Linked DNA regions of Homo sapiens: region 1 is linked to region 2. Evidence: read pairs that join two places in POLR2A ChIA-PET (ENCODE). Cell type or tissue: OCI-LY7. All regions are shown on one strand. Links, peaks and the distances in the headings refer to the core of each region. The heading gives the core; the rest is flanking DNA. Region 1 overlaps LOC105376387 (a long non-coding RNA gene). Region 2 overlaps LOC105376387 (a long non-coding RNA gene).

Region 1 (5,393 bases), core at 93-5,092, 78 kb before region 2:
ACAGGAATAAAACATCACGTATCAATATTTACCTTAAATGTAAATGAATTAAATGCTCTACTTGAAAGATATAAATGCTGGATGGGTTTTTTAAAACATGAACTAACTATATGTGCTCACAAGAAACTCACCCTACTGGTAAAGACACACAGACTGAAGGTAAAGGGTTAAATTTCATGGAAACGGAAACCAAAAGTGAGCAGGAGTACCTATACCTATATGAGATAAAACAAATATTAAATCAAAAATGGTAAATCTTGCATTTCTAAGGAGCATGAACTCTGATTTTGCCCATCCCAAGCAGCAAATTCACCCAACGTCAGGCCCAGCGTAGCCCTGACCATCAATTGTGTTTCTATACATTGACAATAAACTATCTGAAAAAGAAATTAAGGATACAACTCTGTGTAAAAGAATGCTAAAAACACGAATTTAACAAAGAGGTGAAAAATCTATACACTGAAAACTATAAAACATTGATGAAAGAAATTGAAGAAGACAACAAATGAATGGAAAAATATCCCATGTTCATGGACTGGAAGAATTATCATTAAAATATCCATACTACCCAAAGCTATCTACAGATTTAATGCAATCCCTATCAAAATTCCAATGGCTTTTTCATATAAAAAGAAAAAAAACAATTCTAAAGTTTATATGGAACCATAAAAGACCCTGAATAGACAAAGCAATCTTGAGCAAGAAGAATAAAGCTGGAGGCATCACATAATCTGATTTCAAATTATATTACAAAGCTATAATAATAAAAAGGGTAGAGTACTTTTATAAAAACAGACATATAGACCAATGGAGATGAATAGAAAGCCTCCAAATGAATCCACACATTTATGGTTGACTGATCTTCTACAAAGTTGCCAAGAACACAAGAACACACAATAGGCAAAGAATAAATAGTGTTGATAAAACTGGATATCCACATGCAGAAGAATAAAACTTAATCTTTATCTCACTTTATATTCAAAATCCAACTCAATATGAATTAAAGACTTCACTGTAAGACCTGAAACTAAACAGATAGCAGAAAACATAGGGGAAAGACTTCTTGACATTGGTTTGTAAATAAGCTTTTGGCTATAACCTCAAAAACCAAACAGGCAAAAATTGGCAAATTGAATTTGATATGGTTCAGATATTTTTTCACTCCAAATTTCATGTTGACATATAATCCTCAATGTTGGAGGTGAGGCCTACTGAGAGGTGTTTGGGCCATGGAAGCCGATCCCTCATGAATAGCTTGGTGCTGTACTCATGATAACAAGTGAGTTCAGGCTCTGAGTTCACACAAGTTCTGGTGTTTTAAAGTGTGTGGCACCCCTCCCTTGTTACCACCCTCACCATGTGACATACCTGTTCCCCCTTGCTCTCTGCCATGATTGGAAGCTTTTTGAGGTCTCCCTAGAAACCGAGCAGATGTTAATGCCATGCTTGTACAGCCTACACAACCATGGGCCAATTAAACCACTTTTCCTTATAAATTATGGAGCCTCAGGTATTTCTTTATAGCAAGGCAAAAACCACCTAATACAGATTTGTATCAAACTAAAATCTTTCTGCACAGCCAAGGAAACAATCAATAGAATGAAAAGTCAAACTATGGTATGGGAGAAGATATTTGTATACCATTTATCTAATAAGGGTTAATATTCAAATATATAAAATACTCAAACAACTCAATAGTGAAAAAACAAATAACGCAACCTAAAAATAGACAAAAGACCTGGGCCAGGCATGGTGGCTCACACCTGTAATCCCAGCACTTTGGGAGGCTGAGGTGGGCAGATCATGAGGTCAGGGGTTCGAGACCAGCCTGACCAACATGGTGAAACCCCGTCTCTACTAAAAAAATAATAAAAAATAAAAAATAAAAAAATTAGCCAGACATCGTGGCATGTGCCTGTAATCCCAGCTACTCAGGAGGCTAAGGCAGGAGAATTGCATGAACCCATGAGGTGGAGGGTGCAGTGAGCCAAGATTGCGGAGCGAGACTTCATCTCAAAATAATAATAATAATAATAATAATAATAATAATACCTAATAGACATTTCTCCAAGGAAGACATACAAATGCATGTAAAGGAAAAGATGTTCAACATCACTAATCACTAGAGAAATACAAATCAAAACCATAAGATATTACCTCACGTGTTAGAACGGCTATTATCAACAGGACAAAAAATTACAAGTATTAGTAAAGATATAGAGTATCTTTGTACACTGTTATTTGGAATGTAAATTTGTACAGTAAGTATGGAAAACAGTGTAAAGTTCTGTCAAAAAAAAAAAGATAAATAGAACTATCTATGATCCAGCAATCCCACTTTGAGGTATATATCCAAAGAAAATAAGTATGTCAAAGAAATATCTGCACTCCCATATTTACTACAGCATTACTCACAATAGCCAAGACATGGCATATATCTGAGTGTCCTGTGATTTTCCTTTGGCCTAAAACAAAGTTCTTTCTATTGCAATGGGTGAATGGAAAAAAAAATATGGTATATATACAATGCAATATTATTCTACCTTTAGAAAGAAGGAAATCCTGTCATTTGCTACAACATAGATTAAACAAAGTGGACATTAAGTTAAATGAAAGACAAATACTGCATGATCTCACTTAGATGTGGACTCTAAAATAGTGAAACTCATAGAAGCAGAGTGTAGAATGGGGATTTCCAGGAATGGGGATGGGGAAGTAGGGAAATGCTGGTCAAAGGGTACAGTGTTTCAGGGTACAGGGTACAAAGTTATGCAGGATAAATAGGTTTTGTAGATCTAATGTACAGCATGGCGACCATAGTTAATAATTCTGTGCCGCAATTCACAATTGCAAAGATGTGAAACCAACCTAAGTCCCCAACAACCAGTGAGTGAATAAACAAAATGTAATACATATATATCATGGAATAGTAGCCACAAAAAAGAACTAAATAACGTCTTTTGCGGCAACTTGGATGGAGCTGGAGGACATTATTCTAAGTGAAGTAACACAGGAGTGGAAAACCAAAAACTCTATGTTCTCACTTATAAGTGAGAGCTAAGCTGTGGGTATGCAAAGGCATACAGAGTGATATCACGGACTCTAGAGACTCAAAATGGGGAGAATGGGTGGGGAGCTATGAATAAAAAACTATACTTGGCCGGACACAGTGGCTCATGCCCGTAATCTCAGCACTTTGGGAGGCCGAGGTGGTCAGATCACCTGAGGTCAGGAGTTCAAACTAGCCTGGCCAACAGTGAAACCCCGTCTCTACTAAAAATACAAAAATTAGCGGGATATGGTGGGGGGGCGCCTGTTGTCCCAGCTACTCAGGAGGCTGAGGCAGGAGAATAGCTTGAACCCAGGAGGTGGAGGTTGCAGTGAGCTGATATCGCGCCATTGTACTCTAGCCTGGGTGACAGAGGAAGACTCCAGTTCAAAAAAAAAAAAAAAGAAAAGAAAAAAGAAAAACACTAAACTTCAGGTACAATGTACACTACTCCAGTGATGGGTGCCCTAAAATCCCAGAATTCACCACTATATAATTCATCCATGTAACAAAAAAAACACTTGTACCCCAAAAGCTACTGAAACAAAAATTTTAAAAAATACAAAAACATACTGTGCTGTATCCCTGAAATTTGCTAAGAAAGCAGATCCCAAATGTTCTCACCAGAAAAAAATACAGTAACTATGTGAGGTAATAGATACGTTAATTAGCTTTATTAGGATAATCATTTTATAATGTATATGTATATTAAAATGTCATGTTGTACACCTTACATATATACAATTTTACTTGTCAATTACGCCTTTTAAAAAGCTGGGAGAAGAAGACTAATTCACCTTAGGAATAAAAATCAAAAGAGAAACACATATTGTGAATGTTGTCATTGTTCTTCCTCACCATGAACATGTATTGGACCTTAGAATCCTCCCTGAATTCACATGCTTTAATGATCATTACTTTGTAGGTAATGGGTAGAAGGAAAGAATACATTTCATTGTCACAACCAGGTATGGGTATGGCAAATTCTTTCCCTGCCTTCCTATGGAACACAGTCATTTTCAACTCTGTTCAATAGCTAATGATCGTAACAGGATAGAATATTTATGTCAGGGAATGAGCTAAGCATTTGGCATATATTTACTAATTGACTCTTTAAAACACCTCCACAGAGTAGGTAATTTTTGTTTCCACTTTACAGATGAAGAAACTGAGGCACAGAGGAGTTTTGGGTCTTCTTTGGGACCACAAGACTAGCAAGTGGCAGAGCTGGAGTCTGAACCCAGGCAGCCGGGCTACTGCCTCTGCACTTGGGTGCAGCACCCGATAGTGTTAACGTGCATGATGCTGGTGTTTTTCTTTTTAGCTTTCCCAGTGACTTACTGTTGTGTATCTTGGGCCTTTTTTATCCTTTCTAGTTTTTAAAGCAACCTTAGCTTGAAAGAATTCTCTTGGGGGGAAAAAACATGTTCTGAGTGAGAAAAGTATAGAGAAGGCTGTCGGAAATCTTAAGTCCACACACAAATCCCTTTGGACTATCAAAGTGGGTTTTTTCCTCAATCAACAGGCCTTTGATCACTCACCACCAGGCAAAATTAAAACGCCAGAAAACCATGTGATATACAAACCATGTGACCAGGATTACATAACACAAGACTCTAGTATGTGGCCAAATTCATGTTAAGTTTTCCATAAGTATTTTGCAGTTTTGAGTTTGGAAAATCACACAAAATTGCTCTATGTCCTGAGTGCATTACTGACAATTCATTACTTAAATAACCAACTTCATTCCAGAGATTGAACTCCATCTAGGCTCTGCACTCTATATAATAACTTATCTTGATTTCATCTAACATACACGTCAGCATCACAGCTCAAAGAAACAGAGCTACAGGCAGAAAGGAAGAGGAATCTGAGAATCTGGAATTGACGCTTGGTAGCTAAAAATGGACAGACTAGTCATGGCAAAGGAAAGTCAGTCTTTCTGACTGTACCAATGGGAGATTTATAATTTGTGTTACTTATGGCTCTCTGAGGGTCCTTGGAGAATGGGAATATTTATTTGCCAAATGCCTGTCACTGTCACAAATAGCTAGGTTCTTTGAAAAGTGTACTCTTTCTTGTTAGGCACATTAGAACAAGCATCCAACTCCCTAAGGACATTAGATCCAAGAATTGCAGCAATGCTAAATGCCCTTGTGAATGCTTAAGATGGAAACGAGAGAAAATAATGGAATGGAGATTTGGTGCTAGAATTATGTTTGAGCTAAAGCTTAACCCCAAATCTAACTCAGTATCCCTCACTGGGCCTAGCAACATAGTTGACATGAAATAGAGAATGATAGCTTCACCCAGAGGAAAGCTATTTCCTCAGATATACTAGTAA
Region 2 (5,393 bases), core at 164-5,163:
AAAGATTAGCCAGGCGTGGTGGTGGGTATCAGTAGTCCCAGCTACTCGGGAGGCTGAGGCAGGGAGAATTGCTTGAACCTGGGAGGCAGAGGTTGCAGTGAGCCGAGATCACACCACTGCACTCCAGCCTGGACAACAGAGTAAGATTCCACCTCAAAAACAAACAAACAAATGTTTCATAATTTAAAATGCAAGAGACTGAGAACAAGATGGGCTTTGAAGTAACTGAGTTCACATGAACCAGAGGTTTTATTATAAACCAGACAGTACTCAGCTGACCAGGGAAAGCCAGTTGTTTCAAGCAATGACTATGATGATACTCAATGATGTTTTTTTGTTTGTTTGTTTGTTTTCACTGTTGTTTTTTGAGACAGAGTCTCTCTCTGTTCCCCAGGCTGGAGTGCAGTGATGCCATCTCAGCTCACTGCAAACTCCACCTCCTGGGTTCAAGTGATTCTCCTGCCTCAGCCTCCCGAGTAGCTGGGACTACAGGCGCGTGCCACCACACCTGGCTAATCTTTTGTATTTTTAGTAGAGACGGGGTTTCACCATGTTAGCCAGGATGGTCTCGATCTCCCGACCTCAGGTGATCTGCCTGCCTCGACCTCCCAAGTGCTGGGATTTTGGGCGTGAGCCACCGTGCCTAGCCAATGATGTTTTTATTTCCAATGTATTTTTAGTCACCGATGTTGAGGATGGTGATTTAAAAGACACTCCACATCTCATAAGGAAATGCACACGGAATAATTATTATGAAGCGACATGCAGGTGACATAAACGCACCATTCTGCAGTTCAACTGGAGCTGAATAAAATAACAAATATCGTGACTGATTCTGTCCACACTACTTGATCTTAGGCAGATCCTCTGCAAGGCTGAAGAACTGCTGTGCAAGAGGAAAAGAAAAACCCTGTGCATTTGGGCTTTACTAACAACTAATAACATCTGGACTTTGCAAGCATCCGTGGGACAAACTGAATTAGGCCAGCAATTTATGGATAGTTTATTATGGATAGTTTAGTCTCTGAATTTGGAGACAGTGACTGTTTCAGTGTGAAAGTAGCTATCTTCATTAAATTGTATTTCAGCTTAAAAGTAACATTTTCACTATCATGTCAGATACTCTAGAACACAGTATGCCCAAGCCTACCTTTATCTCCGTAAAGAGAACCTGGGGACTCCTAGAGGGTTCTTGAATGAGCAAGTAATGGCTTGTTGTGTTTGTATGACAGTATGTGATGGGCAGTGCCTTCGACTGTCTCAGCTCTTCTTTGTAAACGTCTCGTGGGTTTTTCCCCCAAGATACAACCAAGTGAGTAAATATTTTTATTAATCTTTGGAAAAAAGATCTGATTCATGCAGCTTATGGCTTCAATCCAAAGTTAGGACAATTCTTGGTGTAAGAGCCTTGGGATGACTGCTGAGTTTTGGGAAGAGTCAGGGAGAAAAGGAACTCTCTAGGAGAGAGTCTGTTTAGCTCTGAGGTTAAAACTCTAATCATTTGCTACTGTGCACTGCAGCCATAAATGAAGAAATGAGAAATATCATCCTAGAGCCAATATGACTTCTGCTGCCAAATATTGGGAAAGGCTTCTTGATGAAGAGGAAATACATCTGTGCACGCTGAAAAGGCAAAACAGTAGCCCATGGGTTGGAGTCACTCCTGGGAAGGCAGCTTTTAGCTCAGTGTGAGTAAGGTTTTCATAGCAATTAGAGCTGGGACAATAAACACTCCATCAAAGAAAAGATTCAATAAAGTTAAGGCTACTGCTTTAATAAATAACCCCTTATATTATTCCGTTCTCACACTGCTAGTAAAGACATACCCGAGACTGGATAATTTATCAAGGAAAGAGGTTTAACTGACTTACAATTCAGCATGGCTGGGGAAGGCCTCAGGAAACTTATAATCAAGGTGCGAGAGGAAGCAAACACATCCTTCACATCGCAGCAGCCAGGAGAAGTGCTAAGCACAGGGTGGAAAGCCTCTTATAAAACCATCAGATCTCGTGAGAACTGACTCACTATCACCAGAACAGCTGGAGGTAACTGCTCTCATGATTCAATTACTTCCACCTGGTTCCACCCTTGACACGTGGGGATTGTTACAATTCAAGATGAGATTTAGGGTGGGGACACAGAGCCCAACCATATCACCCATAAATTTCAACGGCTTCACACAACGGAAGTTTCTCTCTTGCTCACATAATGGCCTGATGCTGGCATTCCTGGTCAGCTCATTCCTTCTTCCAGGTGGTGACTCAGGATCCCAGGCTTTTGCATCTTGCAGCACTGGCCACCCTCTCTGGAGTCCTCTGCTTCTAGCTGGTGGAAAAGAACTAAGTGGAGATTTTCAGGCCCATTCACAGTAATCACTCAGCCTGTGTGCATTTCCTTATGAGCTGCAGAGTGCTTTTTTAGTCATCATCATCATCATCAACAGAGGTGACTAAAAATACCTTGGAAATGCAAGCATCATTGAGCAGCATCATAGTCATTGTTCAAAACAGCTGTCTTTCTCTGGTCAAGTGAGTGCTCTCTGGTTTTTAATAAAACCTCTGGTTAATATGAACTCAGTTACTTCAAAGCCCATTTGTTCCCGGTCTCTTGCATTTTAAATTATGAGGATTTACTGTATGTGCAAATGCTTTGTAGAGATCCTGGCCGTGAGTTCTGTGCATATCCACTAGCAAGAGCTAATCATGTGGCAACATCTGGATCTACAGGATCGGGGCATGTATGAGGTGTAGTCTCAGCTGGGCTACATGAAATCTATGGTCCCTTCCAACTTTGAGAGCTAACTAATTCAACCGACACAGAATGAGCACCTACTTCATGCATGACTCATTGTGTCAAGGAATACAAAAAAATGAAAAATGCACAGAAACTGTCACCTGAAAGCTTACATCTTAGACGGGAAAGCAGGACAAACTCAATGACATTACACAACAAAATATATGAGTTATAAAATGCTACGGGAATTTAGCAGAGAACGAAGTCACCTGAAAAGAATTTAATGGAGTTAATGTCCTCAGCAGGATGGGCTTTGAAGGAAGGGGTAGGATTTCAATGTGTGGAGATGAGGGAAGGTCTAGAAGGCAAATAACTGGCATAGATAAAAGATGATTGGATTCCCAATAATCCAAGGAATTGCTCCAGGAATTGCTGTTAGTACTGACCCTTCATATCTATGGGTCCCACATCCGTGGATTCAACAAACCATGGATCAAAAATACTTGGAAAAAAATTGCATCTGTACTGAACACGTAGACTTTTTTATTGTTATTCCCTAAACAATACCGTATAACGACTATTTACATAGCACTTGCATTGTATTAGGTATTATAAGTAATCTAGAGAAGATTTAAAGTATATGGGAGGGTGTACATAGGTTATATGTCCATACTATGCCATTTTATAGCAGGCACTTGAGCATCTACAGATTTTGATATCCACAGGGGACCTGGAACTCATCCCCCAGATACCAAGGGACCACTGTAGTTTTCTTTAATTTTTATTTCAAGTTTGGGGGTACATGTGCAGGTTTGTTACATAGGTAAACTCGTGTCATGGGGGGTTGTTGTACAGATTATTTTGTCACCCAGCTACTAAGCCCAGTACCCAATAGTTATCTTTTCTGCTCCTCTCCCTCCTCCCACCTTCCCCCATCAAGTAGACCTCAGTGTCTGTTGTTCCCTTCTTTTTGTTCATGAGTTCTCATCATTTAGCTCCCACTTATAAGTGAGAACATGCAGTATTTGGTTTTCTGTTCCTGCATTAGTTTGCTAAGGATACTAGCCTCCAGCTCCATCCACATTCACCCAAAAGACATGATCTTGTTCTTTTTTATGGCTGCATAGTATTCCATGGTGTATATGTACCACATTTTCTTTATCCAATCTGTCATTGATGAGCATTTAGGTTGTTTCCAAGTCTTTGCTATTGTGAATAGTGCTTCAGTGAACATACGTGTGCATGTGTCTATATGGTAGAATGATTTATATTCCTCTGTGTATCTAGGCAGTAGTGGGATTTCTGGTTGAATGGTATTTCTGTTTTCAATTATTTGAGGAATTGCCACACTTCTTTCCACAATGGTTGAACTAATTTACATTCCCACCAACAGTGTATAAGTGTTCGTTTTTCTCCACAACCTCATCAATATCTGTTATTTTTTGACTTTTTAAAATAGCCATTCTGACTACTGTGAGATGGTATCTCATTGTGGTTTTGATTTACATTTCTTTAATGATTTACATTTCTCTAACGAATATCAAATGAATATCAAAGTGTGATATTGAGAATTTTTTCATATGCTTGTTGGCCACATGTGTCTGTTCATGTCTTTTGCCTACTTTTTAATGGGGTTGTTTCTCGTAAATTTTTTTAAATTCCTTTTAGATGCTGGATATTAGACCTTTGTCAGAGACATAGTTTGCAAATATTTTCTCCCATTCTGTAGGTTGTCTGTTTACTCCGTTGATAGCTTCTTTTGCTGTGCTCTTTGTTTTTTTTAAGCCTATCTTAATATATTTTCTTAGTATAAATGAATAAATGCCTTAATCAATATTAGCATAGAGAACACTCAATAAATGGTAGCCACTAGTAGCTTTAGGTGTAGAAGTATTTAAAATTAAGGATTTGCTTGTTGATTTCACATGTACATAATGTAATCATACCTGGGGGCCATTAAGCTCTTTTAAATTCTCTTGATATTCAGGAAAAACACATTTATATACCCATACTAACTCAATTTAGATGTGTTAACAAAAAAAGAAGAAAAGTGAATTTCCCTCCAAGTACTATAAATGGAGCCATTGCTTCCCCTGAATTACTGGGAGAGTCAGCCTGATTCTTGGCCTGGTTGTGTTACTAGAGGCCAGATGCCAGAGTCACAGAATAGGTCACTTGGCCTTGATATACCTTGTTCATTCCCTTGATAAATGGAAATCACAGCCAGCATCACCTACGACAGAATGAGACAATGTCTGTAAGGCATACTCTACTCCGTGCTAGACCCAGCCCAGCCCCATGCCCACAGAAGATGACAAACAAATATTTCAAACCTATCTGAGTTCACTGGTACAGGTTAAATCTGAAAGGAAGCCTCATAGAGATTTTTCTTATTTAGTTCATCTGGTGTCAGTTCAAGGTTCCACACTGTCCTTTATAGATGGATTCGCCCTATAGAGTTGGGGGATCACTGAGCTTGCTCCGCGATTTCTGGTCTTCCCATAATCGCTCAGGGGCTTTAAATCATTAGCTGATCTTAACAATTAAGGATGAGGGAAAAATTTCAAAGCCTCGCAAACACCCACCCAAGAAGAAACCACAGGAAGTTAGAATGAAATGTTCATTTTCAGGCTAACCAGGAATTTGCAGTGCCAGGCAGA

Evidence for each region. Peaks named below come from ENCODE experiments on the same cell type or tissue, not always from the same donor. Only the 100,000 strongest peaks of a DNase experiment are listed, where the experiment ranks them.
Region 1: POLR2A ChIA-PET joins it to region 2 with 5 read pairs; 4 of 35 experiments call an interaction of 5 or more read pairs at or near these places.

What each region holds. Positions count from the first base shown.
Region 1 is chr10:7,022,797-7,028,189 of GRCh38, forward strand. The region is part of intron 1 of LOC105376387 (a long non-coding RNA gene); the gene reads right to left. Among named protein-coding and RNA genes, the nearest start is that of LINC02665, 71 kb to the right of the region's middle. In OCI-LY7, for the core only: no CTCF peak of the experiment used is centred there; no DNase peak of the experiment used is centred there.
Region 2 is chr10:7,100,728-7,106,120 of GRCh38, forward strand. All of the region lies in intron 1 of LOC105376387 (a long non-coding RNA gene), which reads right to left. Among named protein-coding and RNA genes, the nearest start is that of LINC02665, 7.1 kb to the left of the region's middle. In OCI-LY7, for the core only: no CTCF peak of the experiment used is centred there; DNase peaks (open chromatin) are centred at 2,064 and 2,474; H3K4me3 peaks cover 1,191 bases; H3K27ac peaks cover 933 bases.